3 separate regions of the Mus musculus genome follow, and all the other regions are linked to region 3. A link is a loop called in an ENCODE intact Hi-C map of the cell type or tissue named here. Cell type or tissue: heart. All regions are shown on one strand.

Evidence for each region. Peaks named below come from ENCODE experiments on the same cell type or tissue, not always from the same donor. Only the 100,000 strongest peaks of a DNase experiment are listed, where the experiment ranks them.
Region 1: it touches region 3 in a loop (2.5-fold over the local background); 9 of 42 quality-filtered maps call a loop at or near these places.
Region 2: a loop joins it to region 3, with 2.6 times the contacts of the local background. A loop is called at or near these places in 9 of 42 quality-filtered maps.

What each region holds. Positions count from the first base shown.
Region 1 is chr11:80,710,633-80,718,632 of GRCm38, forward strand. The region is part of intron 1 of Myo1d (myosin ID); the gene reads right to left. Among named protein-coding and RNA genes, the nearest start is that of Gm31042, 9.5 kb to the right of the region's middle. In heart, no CTCF peak of the experiment used is centred here; DNase peaks (open chromatin) are centred at 959 and 4,639.
Region 2 is chr11:80,720,856-80,728,855 of GRCm38, forward strand. The region is part of intron 1 of Myo1d (myosin ID); the gene reads right to left. It overlaps Gm31042 (a long non-coding RNA gene), which reads left to right and starts at 3,246. Exons shown (of 3, transcript XR_388890.3): 1 at 3,246-3,558; 2 at 6,108-6,155; 3 at 6,923-7,157. In heart, a CTCF peak has its summit at 4,015; no DNase peak of the experiment used is centred here.
Region 3 is chr11:80,775,979-80,783,978 of GRCm38, forward strand. It overlaps Myo1d (myosin ID), which reads right to left and starts at 4,047. Exons shown (of 22, transcript NM_177390.3): 1 at 3,720-4,047. The coding sequence starts at 3,814. In heart, CTCF peaks have their summits at 126 (motif pointing left), 1,916, 3,675, 4,242 and 1 weaker place; DNase peaks (open chromatin) are centred at 3,663 and 4,123; H3K4me3 peaks cover 1,635 bases; H3K27ac peaks cover 1,664 bases.

The sequences.
Region 1 (8,000 bases), 65 kb before region 3:
AATACTTTTTCCTGGGGGAAAAACACGGTAATCAAGTAGTCTGGTATTGTTCCTTTCCTCAAATTCTGTTTAAAATATAAAAAGATCATTTAGAGAAGAAAAGTCTTTCTCATTGTTGATAATCTGTGTCAGGAGTTAGCTTTGAGTTTAAAAAAAAAACAACTTTCACATTTATAAAATCTCAAACTTAAAACCTGTAAGAAAAACTTTAAGAAATAAATTCCCAAGTATTCTTCACTCTGATGATTCTGCCCATTGTGTTTTCATGAACACTGCTATCACATATTTGTGTACACATCCATATAAGCACAAATAAAAATCATTATAATATATTGCAAAAATAGACTAATTGACTTCAACAATAGAATTTATATATCATGGTATTCTTCAAATGATGCATAGTTCTAGTTACAAAAGATAACAGGTATTGCAAACCCCAAATGTTTTGGTTTTGCTTGCTTTTTAATTGTTGGGTATATCATATTATTACATGTTAATCTAATTATCAAGCAGAGATACCTGGGAGAGTCAGACAGGTAAGTGAGAGACAGGAAGTATGTCATGTGGGGCATGGTGGAGACCTGGACCAGCATGTTCCCTGCAGGAAGGAAGCAGCAAGGTTTACTGGCAGATGGCTCTTATTCTAAAACACATGAGTTGTGCCAGAAATTCTGATTTTTTAAAGAGAAGCTGAAAGCATGTATCTTTTAAAGGGATATTATTTGGTCTGAAACTGAAACTGAAGTTTAAATAATAGAAAGCTGGCTTAAGGGAAAGAAGGCCAGCTTGCATACAGGCCAGCACACCACAGCTAACAGGTGTAATAACAGTCCCCATTTAATTCGTGGCTGTGACTCATCTGAGTTCCACGCGTAAATAGGTGATACACAGTGTGCAAAACAATGAGAAAATGACCCTGCCCCAAGGATCCTGAGTCAATTCTCCTGCAAAGGAAGTGATGCAACAGCGATGACGACACTCTGCTGCTGTGACTGATGGAGTTCACACAGCAAAACAACATCTGCAAAACAGAGCTCTTAAAGGAACCTTCCAGGCGATTCCTGCTTATAAAGAATCTGTTTCAAAGTAATTACTAAGAAGTTTGTAATGGTTCAAAAGAACAAAGACTTTTGGGTCTGGGGTTTTTTTTGTTTGTTTGTTTGTTTTAAAGATAAGAAAACAAGGCACTGGAGAGATGGTTCAGCAGTTAAGAGGACTTTGTGCTTCTGAAGAGGACTTGAGTTCAGTTCCCAGCACTTACGCTAGGTCCCATGGCTTCCCAGAGATTCAGTCCAGGGGATCCTGGACTCTCAAGTGCACATACCCACCCACCACAGCCCAATACACAGAAACACAATTATGATGAAAATAAATCTTTAAAAAGAAGACAAGGCTTTGCATTCCAAGGCCGACTATCAGATTCGTGTAGCAATACTTGCATTTATACATTGCGTACTAGCTACTACGACTACTGTTTACTCAAAAATACAGTTACTAATACAATTGATTCAACTTATATTTTTAAACACTTTTAAAAAGTGTTTTTGTAACACTTTAAAGTCTTTTCCATAAGGGTTTTCTTGGTTCTGTTGGCCTTAAGTCATTTCCCTCCTCCACTGGCCTTTCAGGACAATTACTGCCTCTAGCTTATCTGCCAATTAAGTGTCTCACAAAGTTCTTCCACTGCTCTTTTAAGCTAGTGTTTCTACATTTGTTTACAGTACGTTCTGCAATTGCTATTAAAACAGCATTACTTCAGGTGTTGTGTCTGAAGCTGTCACTTGGTCTGTGAAGCGAAAGGACAATGTTTACAGAACTGTACACAATTTAACATTGCAATGATAGCCAAGGGTGAGATTTAGTGGACTTACATTGTTCAACAAAGTACAGATCAGTTAGGATTCTCTCACACACAGGCTGAGACTGCATGAGGAAGTGGTGTAGACCTAGTAATTAGCCGTGTACAGTAGCACCAGGTTACAAAGAATAATATTTAAGGGTACAGTGGCAACTCTGGCTCAAAAACATACATATCAGACATCATAAGCATTCTATTTGCAATGATTGTTTGTTATGCTTATAGTCACTGTTAATCAGTGTCTCTGCATATTACTGTAATATTATTAGCTAAGTTAGATGCCTGCACTGAATGTATACCCCTGGATTCAAACAGGAAAACACAACCTGCAGTGCAAAGGTATTTCACCTGGGGAAGTGAGTAGGCTATGAGTGTTCCCCTGGGAATGGGAAAAGAGCCCTGAGGAAGTGAGGCCCATGTGAAGACACAGCAAGAGGTCAGCTTCTTCAAGGGGGCAGGTCTTAAAGAGATACTGAGCCTACTTGATCTAGATCTTGGTCTTGATCCTAAACTTTCTAGCTTCCAGAGTCCTTCAGGGTAAATTTTAGTTGTCTATAAAACACCCAATTTAGCCGGGCATGGTGGTACACGCTTTTAGTCCCAGCACTCGGGAGGCAGAGGCAGGTGGATTTCTGAGTTCGAGGCCAGCCTGGTCTACAAAGTGAGTTCCAGGACAGCCAGGGCTATACAGAGAAACCCTGCCTCGAAAACAAACAAACAAACAAACAAACAAAAACCAAAAAACTCCACCCAATTTGGGGCATTATGTTGGAGAGAGAGAGAGAGAGAGAGAGAGAGAGAGAGAGAGAGAGAGAGAGATATGTACGCAGGCACACATGCACCACAATGTGCATGAGGACATCAGAGGACAACTTCCTGGAGCTGGATCTTGCCTTCTACATGGCTGAGGCAGGGTCTCCCTTGTTCCTGTTTCTGTGTTGCATCCTCCTTAGAATTCTGGGCAATTCTGTCTCCATCTTTCACCTCACTGTAGTTGTGCTGGGAGAAGAGATGCATGCCACTGTGCCCCACTTTGTATGTGGGTTCTGAGACTCCAACCAAGTTGTCAAGCTTGCAGAGCAGTGCCTTTATCCACTAAGCCATTTCCCCAGCTCCCCCACCTTCTTTTTGAGAGTGGCATTCCCTGTTACAGCCAGCCTGGCTAGCCAGTAAGCCTCTGGGGTCTGCCTGTTTCTGTCCACTCAACCAAATGCCTCACCTAGCTTTTACATGGGTGCTGGGGTCTGAACTCAGGTCCTTATGTTTGTATAGCAAGCATTTTACCTCCTAGCCATCACTTCAGGCCCACGAGATTAATATATTTAAAAAATACTGTTCTTGAGAGCAAAGATTACATCATCTGTTACTGTATGTTCACAGAGCCAAGGGTGTTTGGCTTTCCATGGCAACCCTTACCTGCTCACTATGAATGGATTACTTATTTCTTTGCCTGCTCTTTGGTTTCAATGTATTCAGGAAAGGAGTGGTCCAGAGTAAATGGTGACTGCCATTTCCTATTTTATAAAACTGGCAACCTACAGGTGTTAGCTAACATGAGGGAGGATAAATATGTGTGGGTTTTATAGTGCTCCCTGCTCTGTATGTACATACATACTCATATAGCAAGATTATAGATTAATTTCAATTGAGGACAATTAATAGACATAAAACTTAAACTTATCAAATTTAAGTTTTGATTTTGAATTTCTTTCATGGAAGATTTTTTTTTCTTTTTTCAAGAAAGGTTTTCTCTGTAACCCTGGCTGTCCTGGAACTTGCTCTATAGACCAGCCTGGCCTTAACTCATGAAGATCCTCCTGCCTCTGCCTCCCAAATGCTGTGATTAAAGGCAAAAGTCACCACCACCTGGCTCTTATGGAAGACTTTATAGCCAGTTCATGTCAGATGGGAGAAAGCTCCAGAAATTAATATAATTCTACTATTAGAATTAACATTATTCAAATTGCTTAAATATCAATAAGAATACTACTATTTAAATTAATTGGTTAATAAAGCCTCATATACCATTTCAGAAATGTCATATGCCTATATCTTATATAATTAGTTTTAAAAGACACATTATATAATACATACCATATAACATGTTTCATTGTATAAGTAGGAATACAAGATATAGATCATATAATTGCATCTCTGTGCTGTTCTTTTCAATTACTATCCCTTAAACACTATGGCAAAGATGACTGGATTCTTCCTTTCTTCTCACCTCTTGCAAATAGGCAGGGTCATGCATCATTTCCAGCTAATAGGCCACTGTGGAACCCAGAGACCTGGGCCAAGGTACAGAGAAGCAGGAGTGCATATGCTTTGGTGACTAAGGAAGCTGTGTTTGAGATGCAGAGTCAGCCACAAGATTGAGCTGCAATGTGCATGCTTGGTCACAGACGGGGAGGCACCCAGATCCACAGGAGACCACAGGGGAGTGAGAAAATTGCCTTTGTTACAAAAAGACCTCTATACCTTTAGTAGTATGTCACTAGGTACATTAGGGGGCAGGGCAGAAGAGTCTTACTCCACAACTTCTAGTATTTATAGTTCCCCAAAACTATAACCATAAAGCAATCAGGAGTATTCATTTTCAATCAGTTTAAACTTTACATCCATGAGAAACTGGCCAGTGTATCTTGATGTGGGCCTTCCAACATCTACATCCCTCCTCAGTTTGACTTCAGGCTCTCTCTTAGAACTGTGCTCGGTTGGCCTCCTGTTTCTCCTGCCAACTGCTTCCCACCCTTCCTTCCTCCCTTAGTGTTTTTGGCTGTCTGGGCACTCTTCTCCATAGCTGCATCCACAACCCATTGTCACAGGTTCCTGGGTTAGGTCACTTCTCATCCTTCCACATTTCTTAGAGCTGAATGCACCTTCCAGCTGTGTTACTCTGTCAGCTGCTTCCTGCTGATGGCTCTTGTACCCTCCTGTATATCAACACTCTAGCTTTGCCCTGCTGTTTACTCTTGAGTTCGTGTAGCCTATTCCTGCACCTTTAGGTAAAGATGGCTATAAGAGAGATCTGTGACATACAATGTTTTTAGATAATGTGTCTATTTATCACTGTTCCTTGGGTTTACTGGTGAAAACTACTTTGGTTTAGAAGTTGTTCTTATAATTTAATGATTTATAGGCTTTTTACAAAGTAGATCAACTAAATAACATAATGCTGGCTTCACCAAAGGGTTGCACCCTTTGAGAAGAGAAGGGAGAGGCTACAACCATGAGAAGCAGTGAAGAAATAGGAAGGTTGAGGGGGAGACTAGAGTAGCATCAGAAGCCATGCGAAAGGGGAGGAAGCAGCAACTCTGAACTCAGGGAAACAGCATTCTGAAACGCACACTTCCAGTGTCTGTGGAACAGTCCCACTGGGATGCCTCACAAGACTCCTCAACTAACCCTTGCAGACTAAAATGACTTGATCATCTTCTTACTGTCTATGACTGTCCACCTGGACAATCAGGGCTAGGAAGCCAAAGGCGGCTCTTCTTTCCTATGTCTGCCATACCCCAAGATAGCAGCTGGGCCTCTCATTCCTCTCCTCTCTGCCCCTGCCTCACACCCAGTCTGACTTGACATTTGATAATACCACCAGCTTCTGTGACTCTATTTTACATCATTCTTGGATCTTTTTTCCTCCAGTTATGAAATGTTTTGAGCAGTGTAGCCGACACTACATGATCTCTATCCATACTCCATTAACCTTCCTCCTTTTTCTAGTACTTTGATCCTGTTCATCTGCCCCACATTGCCCAGCTATAGAATAGTGTCTTCAACCATGGAAGCACAGACCTTCTCTAAAGAAGCTACGAGTTGGAATTCCAGTTCTCTTGCTTGTGATTCTATTGAGTGAAGACAAGGGGAAATTCCTTTTCAGTGTTCTCAAAGGTACATATTAGCTATTAAAAAGAATTAATATTTACCAAGTGCCTACAAAATGTCAAATACAAGATTGGGTAGTAGCTTCATGTGTATTATGTCATTAAATCCTCAAAGTAAGTAACCTCTGCCATAACTGCGACATCCTCTCATCATGAACAGTTTCATTTAGCAAATGGAACAAATGTGAAGTCATTCAAACCCATCATCTACTCCTGCAGTACATCCTTATTAGTCCAACTTTCAAAACACATTGAGCAGTCAACAGCTACTCCTGTAAACGGTTATTAGCACTGGGGATTTCCCAATACTTGGAAAGATATTCAAGCACTGACTCTCCTTTAGTGTATCTTCCAGTATCACCCTCCCAGTAGATAAGTCTGTACAGGCCTGGGTTCTCACAGATCCTATTACTCATTTGTGTAACAAATATTTATAGTGTTAGGCAATGTGCCAGATGTTAGATGTAATAGTGATCAATACACTCATAGCTGTCACCATCCAGACAGCCTAGGAGAGGGAAGAGACTAGCAAAAAGAAAACAAAGAGAAAGAAGTGTGGGAATAGAGAAAACACAAGGTGATGTCGGGCCACAAAGGGATGGTCTTTTATCCAGATATCAAAGCTCTGAAAAGGCAATTCCAGAGATAACATCTAAGCTGAGAAGAAAGGATGGATGGGAGTTACCAAAGGGGTGGGGTAGGAGCGGTAGGAGGAACAGAGCTCAACACAGATCACAGCAGGGCAGAGGCAGGAGGATTTGAGAAGGTGTTTAAAGGATAGACAAAGGTTCAGTAAGGCTGGAACACAGTATGAAGAAAACACAGCAGAGGAAGGGAAGGGAAGGTAGCACAGGACAAGGTAGGAGAGCAGAAGGGCGGACACAGGTCTTCCAAGTTCCATTGACAGTATAGGTCTAGTGTTTGGTGGACTGGGGCAGCAGCGGTAGGAGGATCAGGAGTTCAAGGTCATCCTCAGCTATACAACACATCTAAGTCTAGCTAGTGAGGTGCAGGGTGGGGCTGGTGACAACACAGCTTTGGGGTGAGGGCTTAGGTCAAAGGTTGCCTAGCACATGCAAGGCCCTGGTATAGTGAGAATATGAAATTTTGGTTTCTTAAAAAAAAACAGAAATATTATAAGAATATGTTTTTGTTTTAATCCCAAGTGTGCAGCTATGGAGCTGCTTCGCAGCAGCTGACTGTGATTGCCTCACGCCTAGCAGAAGCATGGTTTTGCCAGCTGCAGATAGTTTCTGCAACTGTGTGACATTTGGAATTCTGGGAACTTTTCAGAGGGAATATAAATGCCCTGAGAAGTAAGGTTGGTGGTTGATGGTCGTTGGGGGGGGGGGGGGGTTAGTTACAGTTTGTTAGTACTCATATTCAAAGAAGAAACAACCAAAAAGGAAGGAAGGAAGAGACAGACAGACAGACAGAAAGAAAGAAAAAAGAAGACAGACAGAAAGTCGATTCAAGGATTTCTATCTCTCTCCTGTTCATCTTTCTTTGTTCCCTATCTAGTGAATAGTGGATGAAATCAGGGATGGGGGTGGAAGGGTGAAAAAGGAGAAGAACCCACAAAGTAGGAAAGACCAGCTACATACTAGCATTAATTCTTGCACTGCTAAATAAGTAAGTTTTATTCTAAGAGCAAGGTCCAGACATGGAAGGATTTTGGGTTCAGCACTTTGGAAAGCTAATTCTAGCTTCAGCATGAAAGTATTGAGTCTGCAGCCAGTGAGACTTGTTGAGAGACAGTTGCACCCATGGGACTTCACTAAGACTAAAACTGTAGCCCTGTGTGATCAGATTTAGAGCTCTGTGAGTTTAGGATGAGATGAGTTCATCTGGCTGACTGGGAGTCAAGATACTGTGGAGAGATAGGCAAAGAATGACTGCATTTCTGACTTGGATTAGGTAGGCTGGTAAATTTCTTGAAACAGCAACACCTTTTAGTGATTGCCACAATCCAAGGCAGCTGTATAAACAATGCTCTGGGACTGACATTTAAATTTTACTTCTCCTTTATTCCTTCTGCATTTATAAATAACAGCAAATGCTCTCTGGATTTGTAAATACAAAAATGTGACCTTATAAAATGATGTGGGTGGGAGGAGGATAATTCCAGGACCTACTTAATCAGAGTAACTACTACTGGGCTGTTAAAAGAGCCAAGGTATTTGGAATAATGAAGGCAAGACTAAGAATTAGCAGACTAGTTTAAATGAAGCCATTCTTTTTTCAAGTGGGAT
Region 2 (8,000 bases), 55 kb before region 3:
GTATTTCTAACTAAAGAGAAGGACAACTAAAAAAAGAAAGAATAGGCACACATATCATAAAACTTTTTGTTAGGTAAAATTGTGACAATCCATCTGTGTACCATAAGCAAGCAGCTATGACTCTTTTCTACTTAGTGAGGTACTAAGGGAACTATGGTCAGCAAAACTAGGCCTTTATCTGCTAGCTCTTTTACAGTAAAAGATTACATTTTTAAAAATCTGTAATTTTTTTATGCTAAGGGATCTGCGGACTGATCTTGGCAATTCTGCTAGGGCACAGGTAAACTACGGCCACATCATCTAATGGCTCAACAGAGGGCAATCTAGGGTCCCTCTCCACTACACTCAAAAGATGATCCTCACTTTGTTTGAGTTAATTTTATATCCAGCTTCTGCACTGAAGCTGTTTATCAGGTTTAGGAGTTCTCTGGTGGAATTTCTAAGGTCACTTATATATACTACCATATCATCTGCAAATAGTGATATTTTGAATTCTTCCTTTCCAATTTGTATCCCCTTGATCTCCTTTTGTTGTCGAATTGCTCTGGCTAGGACTTCAAGTACTATGTTGAATAGATAGGGAGAAAGTGGGCAGCCTTGTCTAGTCCCTGATTTTAGTGGGATTGCTTTGAGTTTCTCTCCATTTAGTTTGATGTTGGCTACTGGTTTGCTGTATATTGCTTTTATTATGTTTAGATTTGGGCGCAATCCTAAATCTGGTAGGGAACTAATATCCAATATATACAAAGAACTCAAGAAGCTGGATTCCAGAAATTCAAATAACCCTATTAAAAAATGGAGTACAGAGCTAAACAAAGAATTCTCAACTGAGGAATACCAAATGGATGAGAAGCACCTGAAAAAATGTTCAGCATCCTTAATCACCAGGGAAATGCAAATCAAAACAACCCTGAGAGTCCACCTCACACCAGTCAGAATGGCTAAGATCAAAAATGCGGGTGACAACAGATGCTGGTGAGGATGTGGAGAAAGAGGAACACTCCTCCATTGCTGGTGGGATTGCAAGCTTGTACAACCACTCTGGAAGTCAGTCTGGCGGTTCCTCAGAAAATTGGACATAGTACTACTGGAAGATCCAGCAATACCTCTCCTGGGCATATACCCAGAAGATGTTCCAACTGGTAATAAGGACACATGCTCCACTATGTTCATAGCAGCTTTATTTATAATAGCCAGAAGCTGGAAAGAACCCAGATGCCCCTCAGCAGAGGAATGGATACAAAAAATATGGTACATTTACACAATGGAGTACTACTCAGCTATTAAAAACAATGAATTTATGAAATTCTTGGGCAAATTGATGTATCTGGAGGATATCATCCTTAGTGAGGTAACCCAATCACAAAAGAAGTTACTAGATACATACTCACTGATAAGTGGCTATTAGCCCAGAAACTTAGAATACCCAAGATACAATTTGCAAAACACAAGAAAATCAAGAAGAAGGAAGACCAAAGTGTGGATACTTCATTCCTCCTTAGAATAGGGAACAAAATACCCATGGAAGGAGTTACAGAGACAAAGCTTGGAGCTAAGACGAAAGGATGGACCATCCAGAGACTAGCCCACCCAGGGACCCATCCCATAATCAGCCACCAAACCCAGACATTATTGCATATGCCAGCAAGATTTTGCTGAAGGGACCCTGATATAGCTGTCTCTTGTGAGGCTATGCCAGTGCTTGGCAAATACAGAGGTGGATGCTCACAGTCATCTATAGGGTGGAACACAGGGCCCCCAATGGAGGAGCTAGAGAAAGTACCCAAGGAGCTGAAGGGGTCTGCAACCCTATAGGTGGAATGGAACAACAATATGAACTAACCAGTACCCCCAGAGCTCATGTCTCTAGCTGCATATGTAGCAGAAGATAGCCTAGTCGGCCATCACTGGGAAGAGTGGCCCCTTGGTCTTGCAAACTTTATATGTGCCAGTACAGGGCCAAGAAGTGGGAGTGGGTGGGTAGGGGAGCAGGGCAGGGGGAGGGTATAGGGAACTTTTGGGATAGCATTTGAAATGTAAATAAAGAAAATATCTAATAATAATAAAAAAAAGATGATCCTCCATTTTATTCACTGAAACTACTATTTTATACTGAGAAAATGACTCAAGTTTAAGAACTGGTTTGTCAGCTAAACAGAACAGCTCATATATCCAAGAAAAATAATCTTAGCTATGAGAACTGGCAAATGACAACTTATTTTCAATTTGAAATCTTGTAAAAAAAATAACTAAAATGAAAGAATTTTATTAGGGGTGTTGTCACTCCTTGTAGCTTTTCTTCAAAACGGTGTTCAAGTACTACAGTAGCAGCCAGCACTTACACAGTGGTACCATGTCAGGGCCTGTGCTAAGTTCCTTCCATCTGTTATCACCTGAATCCTCACTACCAACTTATAAATAAAACATCTCCAACATCAGAGTTTAAGGACTGGTTTCAACAGGTGTGGGTACTTTCCTAAGTCCTTCAAGTATCAGAGAGGAAGGGCTGAGACTCCCCTGTCTATTTCTAGAGCCAGAGTTCTTATCCTGCCCCTCACCTTGTCCTGCAGACCCTCTGCAAGCAAGAGAGAATTCTCCTAACGTTCTCATCTACAGCTCCACTGTCCAGCAGCCCCTCGTCCTCTTCTCAGCACCACCAAGTTGGGGCTCCACACAATGCCTCTTCAAGGAAGGAGGGTTGGCTAAGTCAGTACCACCAGCAACACCAGCTCAGTGGGAAGACATCTCAGGTGAGATTACATCACCAAGGACGACCTCATCCAGTTCAAAGATCAAAATGTGAGACCTGAGTTTCTAGCCTTCTTTTTAAAGTGGGTGCTAAAAGAAAGGCAACGAAGGTAAAATAGAGTCAGAAGACAAAGAAGATAAGATAGAGTCAGAGTCCAAAGAAGCATTTTGACACGCGCTGTGCAGCCAGGAGATCCGGGATCTCGTTCTGCTCCAGCATGGCTGCATCTTAGCTCCTGGGTAACACAGTAACTGGGAGTGAGGGTAGCCTACACAGAAGCCTCCTATGACCACTGAATAAGAGTGCGCAACACAGGCCTGGAGGTCAGCTCCCTATGCTGAGAGTAGTGCACTAAAAACACTTCAAATTCTTTCCAGCTAAAATTTTAGGAAGTTCTGTCTCATTTTCAGTTCCAAACCTTTTTAAAAGTAACCCAAACAAAATTCTACCAGAAAAGTTGATGTCACCTCTTCCTTGCTTTTTCCTTAAACTGGACTGTTTGGTTTTGTTTTTTTAAAGGGCATGCCTGGAGACTACTCCACCTACATAAAAGAAAGTCAGCAGGAGCCGAACAGTAACGGCAGCTGGTTATTTACTTCATTCTGAAAACGTTTGCTGCAATGTTAGCTAAAAGTGGTTTGACGTGACACAGCAATAATTCTTCATCACACAGAAGTCAGTTCCATCTTTTTTCAGGCTAGTTTGTTTGCTGAGCAGGAGGCTATGCTGACTTAGAGCGTTGCCTGTGAAGAGACTCACAGGATCTCTCAGGAATGCGGGGGAGAAACTGCCAGACCTAGAAGTGACAGGTAGGGCTGTGGTTTCTTTCCATTTCTCTCTCCTAATTCTATTGTCCCCTTATAAAAAGCCCCTCTGCTTTGATGGTGGTTTCTGCCTCTTCATTTATTGGAATGGCAGGCAGTTCTGACTTCCCATTGTTCTCTAAATAGAGCATAATCAACCTGGATTGCCATGTATTTGTGTGAACTTACTGGCTTTTCTGAAGGGAATGGCCATGCTCTTTTTAGATTTGTCAAGAATCCAATGACCCCAAAAGGAAGGGATATATTGTTTTTTATTATTGTTATTTATTTGGAATTCTGAAGCATATGCTGGGTCATATGATCTGGACATGTAAGCTAAAGAAATCTATGAAGTGAGTATTTTAAATGTTTATCTTACTTCTTAATATTTTAGAAAAAGACAAAAGGATTTTTTCTTAAAAACAAAAGTCTTTCCCCACCAAACTACGCTTGAACTGCCTCAGAAGCTGCTTGCCTGTGTGCAGCCACGTGCAGTCGCTGTTCCAAGGCTGAGTTCTGTTGTTAACTCTGACTAGCAACGCTAGCAGCTGTCCAGTTTCTAAGTGCAGATTTCTAGCAGAGAAACCATAACACACGGAGGGAGCTTCGACTGTGAGCCGCACGCTGCTCTGAGCACTTGCGAGCTTCGACTGCGAGCCACACGCTGCTCTGAGCACTTGGTGTGGATTAACTGCACTGCCTTTATTTTTAAATGAACATTATATAGACTCTAATAATTTATAGGGAACTAAACCGAGGTACAGTGGCTTCTGAGTAATCTGCTCGTAATGACAAACTAAGTGGCTGAAGCTAGACATACTCTTAGTGCTTCAAAGGACCGTGTGAACCTCTGCACTGGCGGCGGCTGTGCCCATCGGCTGTGCCCGTCGGCTGTGCCCGTCGGCTGGCTACCCTAGAATCAAGTCCTCTCCGCCATGGGCGGGAGGCTGGGAGGTCAGGGGAGCAGGTGAATCAGACTGTACCCATTGCTGAGCAGGAGAGTAAAGTAGTCTCAGTCCCTCTTTAAAAGTGTAGACAGGAAGGAGGGAGCCCGTGCATATACTGTTTGTGCGAATGTATGGCCATCATGGAAAACAGTCTGGAATTTCCTTAAAATACTAAAAATTGTTCCATTGTATTATCTGGCAGTCCCACTTCTGGGTATATAGCTTAAGGAAATTAAATCACTATTCAGAAAAAACATCTGCACTCCCACGTTCATTATGTCAATAACCAACAGTGAAGACAATCCAGGTGCCTGTGTAGATTGAAAATAATATCACACACACACACACACACACACACACACACACACATACACACACACATAAAACCCTCTCTGTTACAACAATGTGGCTGAATCTGGAGGCCAATAGCTAAGTGAAATAGCCACAGAAATCAAATTCTGGATGCTCTCACTTACAAAGTGAAGTCTGTAAGTCCAGCTCATGGACGTAGGAGGATGGTGGCCATGAGAGCTCTCGGATGGGGGAAGGAAAGGTTCTGATTAAGGGCACTTACTTTCAGTTCTACATGATGTTCTGGAGACCTAACGTATGACATGGCTGTAACATTTAATAATAATGCATTATACATTTGAAATTTCCTAAGAGTAAATCTTAAGAATTCTCACTATACACAATGGTTAGTGAAGTGATGAATATGCTAATTAGCTTGACAATGGCGATCTTTTCACAGTATATGAACATCAAACCATAACATGCATAATTTTAAGAATGGTATTTTTGTCAATTTCTGTGTCTCAATAAAACTGGAAGAAAAGGCTATAGCCAGTGAGCAAGAACAATAACAAGTCTAGTACAGCCACAACTTCCAGTGTATGGATTCTAGAACTATTCCAATATGAGCAACTTAAATTCATAAATGGATGTATATATTCACACATAAAATAAAAGTTTTTTTTTAAAATATAAAAACTGTTTGAAGAATCACAAGAGAAACAAATGGTAGAGAAACAAGATGGTAGAGAAATATAAAGAAACATATTTGAAATATATTTTCTCAAGGAACCACAAAAGTGCCACTTTCTGCTGAAGAGGAGCAAGACCAAGTCACCCCCATCCTCCCACATACATGTACACATGCACAGGCACATGTGCACACAGACTCCTGTCTGGGCTCCCCTGTGGCTCCCAGAACTAAATCATCACAGGCAGATCTAATTTCAAACACCAGCTGGGGACCTTGTTTCCACAATCCAAAACCCACAATAATAGCCCATTAGGAAAAACTCCCTTTTCTTGAGAGAATAGGAATATTGTTAAAAATTAAGGAAAGAGGGAGGGACAAGGAGAGAAAGAGAGAGAGAGAAGAGAAGGGAGAGGAGTCAGTGAGAATGAGGGAAGGTGGACATGTTAAAACTGCACAATTCATAAGTAAGGCAGGCGGAAGTCAGGCCCACATCGGTGACTAAGGTAAATACTGTCTGTGGCCGTCCTGCTCAATGATCTAGGAGCTAGGGTTTCTAAAAACGTTTTGCTTTTCCAATAAAGGCACCTGTTTTCCTTTTCCTCTTTTTCCTCTTTCCTGTCTAGAACACAGATGAGCAGTTGGATATGGGGCAATCACCCCATGATTATGAGGTAAGTAGGAACACAAAAGTCACAAACCAAGAATAGCTTCTGAGAGGGGACCTTAAGATGAGGACACTAATGACACTGTGTAGCTAGAGAACCAGCCCAACTGTCGAGCTCTGTTCTGATCATTTTGTGGGAAGAATAAGCCTCCATTTGGTTAAGCCACTGGTGCTGCTTCTATCCCACAAATACCTAACACAATATAACCGGAAGACTAGTAATAGTAACCTAGTTACCAAAGCCTGGGTGAGAAAGGAAGAGAAGGGGCATAAAGCTGTAACTATAAAGGCAACTTACAAGAGGAAAGCATCTCAAACCAACTGCGCATCTCAAATGATAAGAAAAGCATAAAGCAAAGAACAAATTAAACAAATGTAAAATGACTTCAGAGGCAGCCGGGGGGAAAAGTCACATAAACTAAGACAGAGCTAAGAGGAAATGTATCTGTCAAGTCAGTAAACGATCATAAAGTTATTAAAAGCACATCAAACTTTTAGCAGAGTAAAAATTACTCACTGGGTATGAGAGCTTAATTCAGACACAGCAACTCTGCAAGTTGACATCAATTTCCTCAGAAGTAGACTTAGACATTTAAAGCCATTGTATTCAAAATACCAATGAACTTTCATTTTGGAGCTTAAAAAGTTGTATTTAAAGTTCAATTCTTGAAGACAAAAATAGATTTTGGGTGGGGGACTTTTCTGGAAAGCATGGCATTATGGGTCAACACATATTGTTGCCTAAAGTAACGCTAACAGCTTACTGTCTGCCAGGTGACTGCAGGTGTTCCCTGGTACTCCGGACACGCACACTGCTCCATTTGATTCTCACTGTGAAGTCCTGCATCTGCTCCTTCCTACACGAGACCTGGGACTCAAAACTACATCACTGTCTGAAGCCAAACATCTGGCAAGAGATGGCTCAGGTTGGACCCAGGACCTCTCTTCAGAGCCAGCACCCTGGTGTAACTCAACACACTAAAGTGTATCTTATCACATAAATTACAATGAAGCAAGACAAGCAATGTAGAGACTCACTCACATGGGAAGCAGGGGATGAAGACCACACTTACAAGCAGTGCCTAAAGTGTGGCCTGTTCCACTAAAATTAAATCTTTATCATCACGGGCTGCACAAAAATGTATTATTATCAATTTATTTTTTATTAGATATTTTCTTTATTTACATTTCAAATGCTATCCTGAAAGTTCCCTATACCCTCCCCCTGCCCTGCTCCCCTACCCACCCACTCCCACTTCTTGGCCCTGGTGTTCCCCTGTACTGACACATATAAAGTTTGCAAGATCTTGGGGCCACTCTTCCCAATGATGGCCGACTAGGCCATCTTCTGCTACATATGCAGCTAGAGACATGAGCTCCGGGGTGTACTGGTTAGTTCATATTTTTGTTCCACCTATAGGGTTGCAGACCCCTTCAGCTCCTTGGGTACTTTCTCTAGCTCCTCCATTGGGGGCCCTGTGTTCCACCCTATAGATGACTGTGAGCATCCACTTCTGTATTAGCCAGGTACTGGCATAGCTTCACTTGAGACAGCTATATCAGGGTCCCTTCAGCAAAATCTTGCTGGCATATGCAATAGTGTCTGGGCTTGGTGGCTGATTATGGGATGGGTCCCCGGGTGGGCTAGTCTCTGGATGGTCCATCCTTTCGTCTTAGCTCCAAACTTTGTCTCTGTAACTCCTTCCATGGGTGTTCTGTTCCCTGTTCTAAGGAGAAATGAAGTATCCACATTTTGGTCTTCGTTCTTCTTGATTTTCTTGTGTTTTACAAATAAGTACTACCTGAAGATCCAGCAATACCTCTCCTGGGCATATAACCAGAAGATGTTCCA
Region 3 (8,000 bases):
TAAAAAGAAGAAAGCCAGGGCTGGAGGGATGGCTCGGCAGTTAAGAGCACTGACTGCTCTTCCAGAGGTCCTGGGTTCAATTCTCAGCAATCACATAGTGGTTCACAACTATCTATAATGGGATCTGATGCCCTCTTCTGGTGTGCCTGAAGACAGCTACAGTGTACTCATATACATAAAATAAATAAATAATGCTTTTTTTTAAAAAAGAAAAAAGAAAAAAGCCATAGGGCAAATTCAGTTGTAGAGCACTTTCCACTGGCAAGAATAATGACAGTATTAATTTTTAAAAGCCACAACCATTTAATTCTATTGCAGAGGGATGGGGTGGGGGGATTATTCTTTGTTTTACCCTTTCTTTTCTGTTGGGGCTAAGGGTGGGGTTGTAAGACAGTATCTCACTATGCTAGAGTTGAATTTGCAAGCTTGCAGACTCAACCTCCTGAGTAAACTACAATATTTGGCAAGAAGAAAGTTTTAAAAATTAACTTGACTCTAAGCCTTCAACTTTAAACTCGGAAAATTCCTCAAGGTTCTAGCTAATGTCATGTCATGTGTGTAGTACATATGATTAATACATATGTAGTCTACATGATTAGTTCCGTGATACATTACAATGTACATATGGAAGTTAAAATAAGACACTATATTCAAGTGTTACTATTGTGTCTTGTAAGCAGTATATACTTGGCAAATGGACTTGATGTCTGATAATCTGAAATGATTAGTAATTGACAGCAGCTTAATTGAAAAGAGGCTTCTCAAAGCCCATAGCTCCATCAGGAGGGAAGTATGGTAGAATCTCAAGTAATTTTGAGCAAGTTTAATTTGTGAAATTGTTATTTTACATATTCTTTTTCTGCTTACTGTACACTTGAGAAAACTTTGAACAGCATTACTAATAAGTATTTGCCAGAAGGTAATCTTAGGAATTCTGTAAATTAACTAATTTAACCTCAAGATAACCTTAATTCTATTTTTTCAAAAATGATAAAGATACAGAAATATTTAAGTACGCTATCCATAGGCCACAGCAGGAAAGTGTTAAAATTAAAATCCGAATCTCAGCCACTGATTCTGAACCACGGTAATACTGACTACCGCTGTAAACTTCTTCATTTTGATTAGGTCAGTATTTGAGGTCATTTATATAAAAGTTGGGCATCTAAACTTTGGTTTAAAATTAACATATAAACCACAGTGTCACATGTTAGTAATCCCAGGACTCAGGAATCTAAAGAGGACTGCTTTACTTCTGAGGCTATATCTGGGGAAACTAACAAAAACTAAATACATAAATAAAATAAAATCAACAACCAACTAACAATGAAACAAAAAAGTGCAACATGCTGTTATAATGCTTTGGATACAATCTGTAGTTGACTCTGCAACTGTTGGTGCCACACTCTCAGAGTCAATCAAATTCAATCAGCTGAGAATTGAAAAGATTTAGAGAAAACATTTTATCAATGCTGACCAGGTTCAGACTTTTTCTTGTCATTAGCTCTTAGTAATAGCAGCAACACTTTACATCGCATTACACTGTATTGGGTATTATTAGTAACACAATACAATGATTTAACATACACAAGAGGGGCTAGAGAGGCAGCTCAGTGATAGAGCACACAAAAAGATTGAACAAGAGTTCAGTCTCCAAGACTGAGAAGGACTATATATACATATATACATATGTATATATGATGGTATGTGTATACAGGCTATATGCAAATAAGACTCCCTTATCCAAAACTTCATTCTCTGCAATTTCAGATGAAGTATCAATGAAGGTGAATATGGCACAAAGAGAAACTGCAAGAAATTCCATCTAACTTTTCTTACTGTCATAATAGTTCTGTTTTATATGAGTCATTTTTCATCACCAGGTATGTAGTTAAAGGGAAAAACACAGCATATACAGTTTATCCACTAGGGGGTTTCTTGGAATCCATGACCCACATATATGAAGGGGCTAGTATTCTGCTATGTCAGTTTATACAACTCAGGAATCCTCTGATTGTAATTTTTAAAAGAGAGCCTTGAAAAACTCTCCAGACTGACCTCAAACTCATTTCCCGGCATCACACACACGCACACACACCCTGAGAAGTAGGTGGGATGATAGGTGAGTATCCTCAGATTCTAGAATTCACGGGGACTCTTGGGATAGACTTTCTGGGGACACTGGGGGACTACATATAACTCCGCAACATTCTATTTAGGAATACTCTGTGTATCTTGAGAGCACTACCCTAGGAAACCCGGGGAGTCCTAGAATACAAGCACTGAAAACTCCTGGAAACGGAGGGCCACAGACAAGGCCAGTTTATGGCAGGCATGTGTAGTTTGCAGGCCAGTGTTCCTGCTCCAGACACAAGGAAGCCTGACGCAGAACAGATGAGGGCTGATGATGCAGCCCTGTTTGTTAGTTGATAGCGTGATTGCCTAATGCGCCAAGCCCTGGGTTTGATGCCTAGCACTACAGAAATCAAGTGCAGCAGTGCATACCTGTACTCCCAGCAGGAAGTAAAGGTAGGTGGAGCAAAAGTTCAAGTTCACCCTAGCCATATTGCAGAACAGAACATATGAAATTATTTGTTTTGTTAATTTAAAAATTAAAACAGGTTTTTTTAAAAATTACAGAATTGTAGTTGACAGTAAAATTGAGGTAAATATCCAAACCTAATTATGATTTTCAGGTTTAAGTTTAAAAAGTGATATTTGGCTATAAAGTTTACAAGTAACAGACAGAGCAAAGCTTCCGGGAAAACACAAACAAACAAATAAACAAGTAAGCACACGCTTCAAGCTGAAACTCCGTTTCAGTTTTTTTTTAAAGTCAAAACACTTTAATACTCAGATTACATATTACTGTTTGAAAATGAAATAATTACGTATAGAAGACTTTCTAAAATAAGTTCCTCTTGGAAGCCCATTTTGGGGCATTGTGTTGTAACTAAATTCTCAAAGATGTCAGTAACACAAAGGCTCCATCCATACATAACTCCTTGAAAAAACTGAAACCATGGACGCCTTGTCAAATTCAGACAGTTTATCTTGGCACTGGCAAGTACAGCAGTCTCTTCGATGTCTGGAAACGGGTCTAATTACGTCGAATGAGTAACTAAAAAATAGCCCGTGTCCCGGAACAGACAGCTTAGGGTTCACTCCATAGCATCCTGAATGGTAGGATGGAACCACGCCAGAAAGAAAGAAAAGAGAAAAAAAAAAGAAGAAGAAGAAGAGGAAGGAAAGAAACGAGAAAAGAAAATCGAGCGTGAAAGCAGGAGATAGATGCCAGGCTCTTTTAAAACAACCTTCCAGTTTTCCTGGGGCTGCCAGGGCCATCACGCCGCTCCTAAGTTTTTCTTTTCCCTTACTTTTGTTCCATTAAGTCACCCGGTCCCGCCCACATCATTTACCTGGCTCAGGGCGGGCTGGTGCACCCCTAAGCGACCTCAAGCCCAGCATGCCCCTAATCAAGACACCACACAGGGACGACCCCAGACCCCTAAAGTGCAGTCCTAGACCTCATCACACCCTGGAGTCCCAAGGCCGCACCAAGGAAGAGTCCTCTCTCTGGGAGGCGTGACCACCCAGCGCCGCGGACCCCCTGTCACCCCGCCGCACTCACTCGCGGGAGCTGCTCGCCCCGGTCACCCCGAATCCTCAGCAGCGCCCCCTCTCGGGAAACCCCGGCATGGCTGTCGAGACGCGCTCACCTGAGCCTAAGGTTGGCCATGAACTCGGGCATGGAGACGGTGTCCATCAGCACGAAGTCCGCCTTGCCGAACTCAAGGCTCTCCTGCTCCGCCATGGCGCCGGCTCAGGTGGGAGCGCTCGGGTTGGGGCGGGGGTGCTCGGCACCTTTGGGCGGGGTCGGGCCGGAGAGAGAGAGAGAGCGAGAGAGACGGCCGCCACTCCTCAGAGCTCCAGCCGGCGCGGCTCTGAACGGGCGAGGCCGGCGGCTTCCGCTCCTCCCGCGGTGGCTGCGGGTTGTGTGGGGGCCGTGGTGGCGAGACGGAGACGGCGGCGGCTGGTCCCGCCTCTAGCCTGGGTCCCGCTGGGCCCCGCCCCGCCCCGCCCCGGCCGCTCGGGCTCCGCCCCGCCGATGAGCCCGCCCAACCCCGGCCCAGCCGCCTCCTCACCTGGGCGGCGCGCACGCGTGGGGCGGGGACGCGCTCTGGGCCAGCCGCGGCGGCTAAGCGGCAGCGCCCCCTAAAGACAGGCACGGGCATCTAGCGTGGCGGGGAGCCGTGTGGACCTGACTCTGGGTAGAATAGGCCTTGTTGCCTTCTTCAACCCCTGCCTAGTAGATGCCAACAAACTTACAAATTTACAAACTTATAACTTGAGCGGCTTTGGCGCGAATTATCCATTATGATTCCCTCACATTCTTCTGTGCTCATGTGCCATCCATCCTTGAAATGGTGGCTGAATAGTTATGGCAATGGTAGAGAATACTTCCAGGTCACCGAAATGTTTAGAGCTGTTCTAAGTGCTTTAGCAAACTTAAGTAACTTGTCACACTGCTAGGAAGTGGAGGAGCTGCGACTTCGTGGAGGTCATCTGATTTACGAACCCCAGCATTCAGCCACATGGCTTACTCTTCATTTCCAGTGGTCCATTTTTTTCCACTCATGTGAGCATGTCATCAGACTAGTACCTTATACTAGTAATTTTTTAAAAAATGTATGAATCATCTCCTCGGGATGATTGCAGCTTCTAGCATAGAGGACCATGTCCTAAACTTTTTTTTTATATCCCCCACCTCCACTCTCTACACATTCCAAGAAGCTTATAGTAGTAGTTTGTATTATAAATAAGAAATCCATGAAATTAGTTCCATAGATTGTAATGAGTTATGATCTCCAATTTCAAGACACACTGGGTGTTCTTAAAATGGTTTTTGTTGGGGGGAGGGGTGTTGCTGGAGAGATGGCTCAGTGGCTAAAAGCACTTGCTGTTCTTACAGAGGACCAGAGTTAATTTCCCAGCATCCACAACAATAGCTTTGCCTGTAACTCCAGTTCAAGGAGATGAGACACCCTCTTCATACCTCTGAGGGTACCAGGCAGGAACATATATACATGCAGGGACTCACACAGTCACATAAAATAAAGGTGAATAAATATTTTTTTTTTAAACTTTTCTTTCAGGGGCTGGTGAGATGGCTCAGCGGGTAAGAGCACTGACTACTCTTCCCAAGGTCCTGAGTTCAAATCCCAGCAACAACGTGGTGGCTCACAACCACCCATAATGAGATCTGACACCCTCTTCTGGTGCATCTGAAATCAGCTATAGTGTACTTATGAATAATAATGAATGAATCTTTGGGCTGGAGAGAGCAGGGACTGAGCAAGTGAGGCCTACCAGAGTGAGCAGTGTTGACTGGAGCGAGCAGAAGTCCTAAAAATTCAATTCCCAACAACCACATGAAGGTTCACAACCATCTGTACAGCTACAGTGTACTCACATACATAAAATAAATAAATAAATTTTTTTTTAAAAAACTTTTTTTCCAAATATAGACTATATTTTCCTGATGGATATACATTGTAAGGGGCATTGTCTAGTACCTGCACATATTTGGGCCTGTGTCTGTTAGGACCATGTTCTGTGCAGAATCTATTAGGAAATCAAGAGCATCCAAGCCCTGGCTGGACTTCAGCTCTGTGGCTGAATTTGAGATGAGTAAACTAGGCTGAAGGACCTTGGCATGTTTTAGCTGCCAACAAGCCACACTTGCCAAGAGAGGGGACAGCACCCTGATCGCTTTCCTGCAGCACCTCTGCCTTCAGAAAGCCACCCTGATCCTTGGCACGGCACAGCAGGTTGGCCTGCAGTTTGGCTCCTGTGTGTAGCTTTCTTTCTGAGGAGGATTCTTGGATTTCATGGTGATTGTTTGTAGAGAAAGAACTCTGGGATAGATACTTCCAAGATAGGACTGTCCTATGCCTGTGTCATTTGTGAGAGCAGACTGGTGGCTAAGAAGACGCTTATATAAACTGGTTCTGCATTCCTACACTCTTCTGATCAGTGTATCTCCATGTAGGCAGAACTGAGTTTGTAAAGGGAAAGAAGTAGGTCTCAAAGTCTGTGCCCTAGGAAGCAGACCCCAAGTTCTATCGGTAAATGGATATGTAGGTATGCCTAGTATATGTGTGTGTGTGTGTGTGTGTGTGTGTGTGTGTGTGTGTGTGTGTCCTGAATCCTGAGGTCTTGACAATCAGAACAAAATTCTAGGCACTAAGAAAAGAGACATGAAAATCTACAGATCACAAGAACATCAGAGAATGGGAGGCACAGCAGGGTGATTTGTGATTTCCAAATGGCTAAATTTGGAGAACTTTATAGTAGTCATTGCCATGTATGGGAGGCTCAAGTCTGGAATATGTGTACAATCTGTGCAAAGATATTCTGTAAATTCTTGTATACATCCAGATTAGAATAAAGTCAGGCATCGAGACCAGTGAGTTTCTTCTGATGAACTTGGAGCTATCCAGCAAAGTCCACTGTTAATTGAGGTCACCCTTTAGATTCTGATGTCATTTTTTTAAATGTCATTGGGTTGTACAAACATAGAGAGAATTCTGATTCATGCGTTCAGAAGTAATTTATTACTTGTACAGTTTTCTATCCAGCATTGTAGTGCCCAGCTGCAACCTTATTGATCAATGCTCACACAAAGCCCAGATGGTGTGGGCAGCTAAGTGTTGAGGACTATGCTCCTGCAGGCTAAGCCACAGCAGTTTAGCTCTCTATGAATCTCTTTCATGACAAAACAAGAAGGGAAACACATTTGAGCCGGGCGTGGTGGCACACGCCTTTAATCCCAGCACTTGGGAGGCAGAGGCAGGTGGATTTCTGAGTTCGAGGCCAGCCTGGTCTACAGAGTGAGTTCCAGGACAACCAGGGCTACACAGAAAAACCCTGTCTCAAAAGAGAGAGAGAGAGAAACACAGAGAGAGAGAGAGAAACACACACACACACACAGAGAGAGAGAGAGAGAGAGAGAGAGAGAGAGAGAGAGAGAGAGAGAGAGAGAGACATTTGGCTATGCACGTTGCGTTCTGGTTTAAGATGTATTAGCAAATAAGAATTTACATCACCAACAGTAAGATGTGCTGACAGTATGAACTTTCTGATTGATTGATCACCTGAAAAAGACACAATACCACTTACCTGCTAAGAAAAATACATGTGTTTGTGAAGAAACGTGGAGCAAACCCAGAACAAAGAGTAGCCTGCAAAAGTGTTGATCAGTACCCGTCAAAAATGCCAAGGGTATGAAGCACAAAGATGCCAAGGCACTGGGCCAGTTACGGGCTAAAACCTGGATGAGGACCCAAAAGACATCACAGCTGAAGGCAATGTGTGATTCCAAACCAGGCAAAAGTAAAGGATGCTGTTGGGAAAACAGATGCAAAGGACTACATGTTAGACAGTCGTGTATAGTGCCCATGTTAATATTCCTAAATTCAGTTACTGTGCTGAGGCTTCCTACGGGAGTATCTCACCATGAGCAGACATATATTAAAGTCTTTTGTAATAAAAGATATGGTATCTCAAACTGCTTGATAAAAACAGTTTGAGAACATCAGCTTTTGGTCCATGTGAATACCCAGTGTGCAGGCCTGGTCGGACTTTCTGTAATGACTAGCCACAACACAGGGGCTGCCGGGGTTATCAGTGAAAATCAACTCTGGGTGATCTGCTTCGACTGTTTGCTCACTTTCGGTTCCTTTAGCGTGCTTCTAGTTTGTTCCGCCCTCCTTTTATCTCCCTTTACCAGGGAGTCTGCATCCCAGCAAAACAGGTTTGTTTGTTTGTTTTTTTCCTAGCATGTATCTAATAAGATGGTAAGAGAAAAGGGGAGAGAGAGAGAGAGAGAGAGAGGGAGAGAGAGAGAGAAAAAAGACAGTTGTGAAGAACATTTAAAGGACATTTTATAGTTATTTTATGAACCTGAGTTGTTATAGAGCCGAAACAGTAAGGAACAG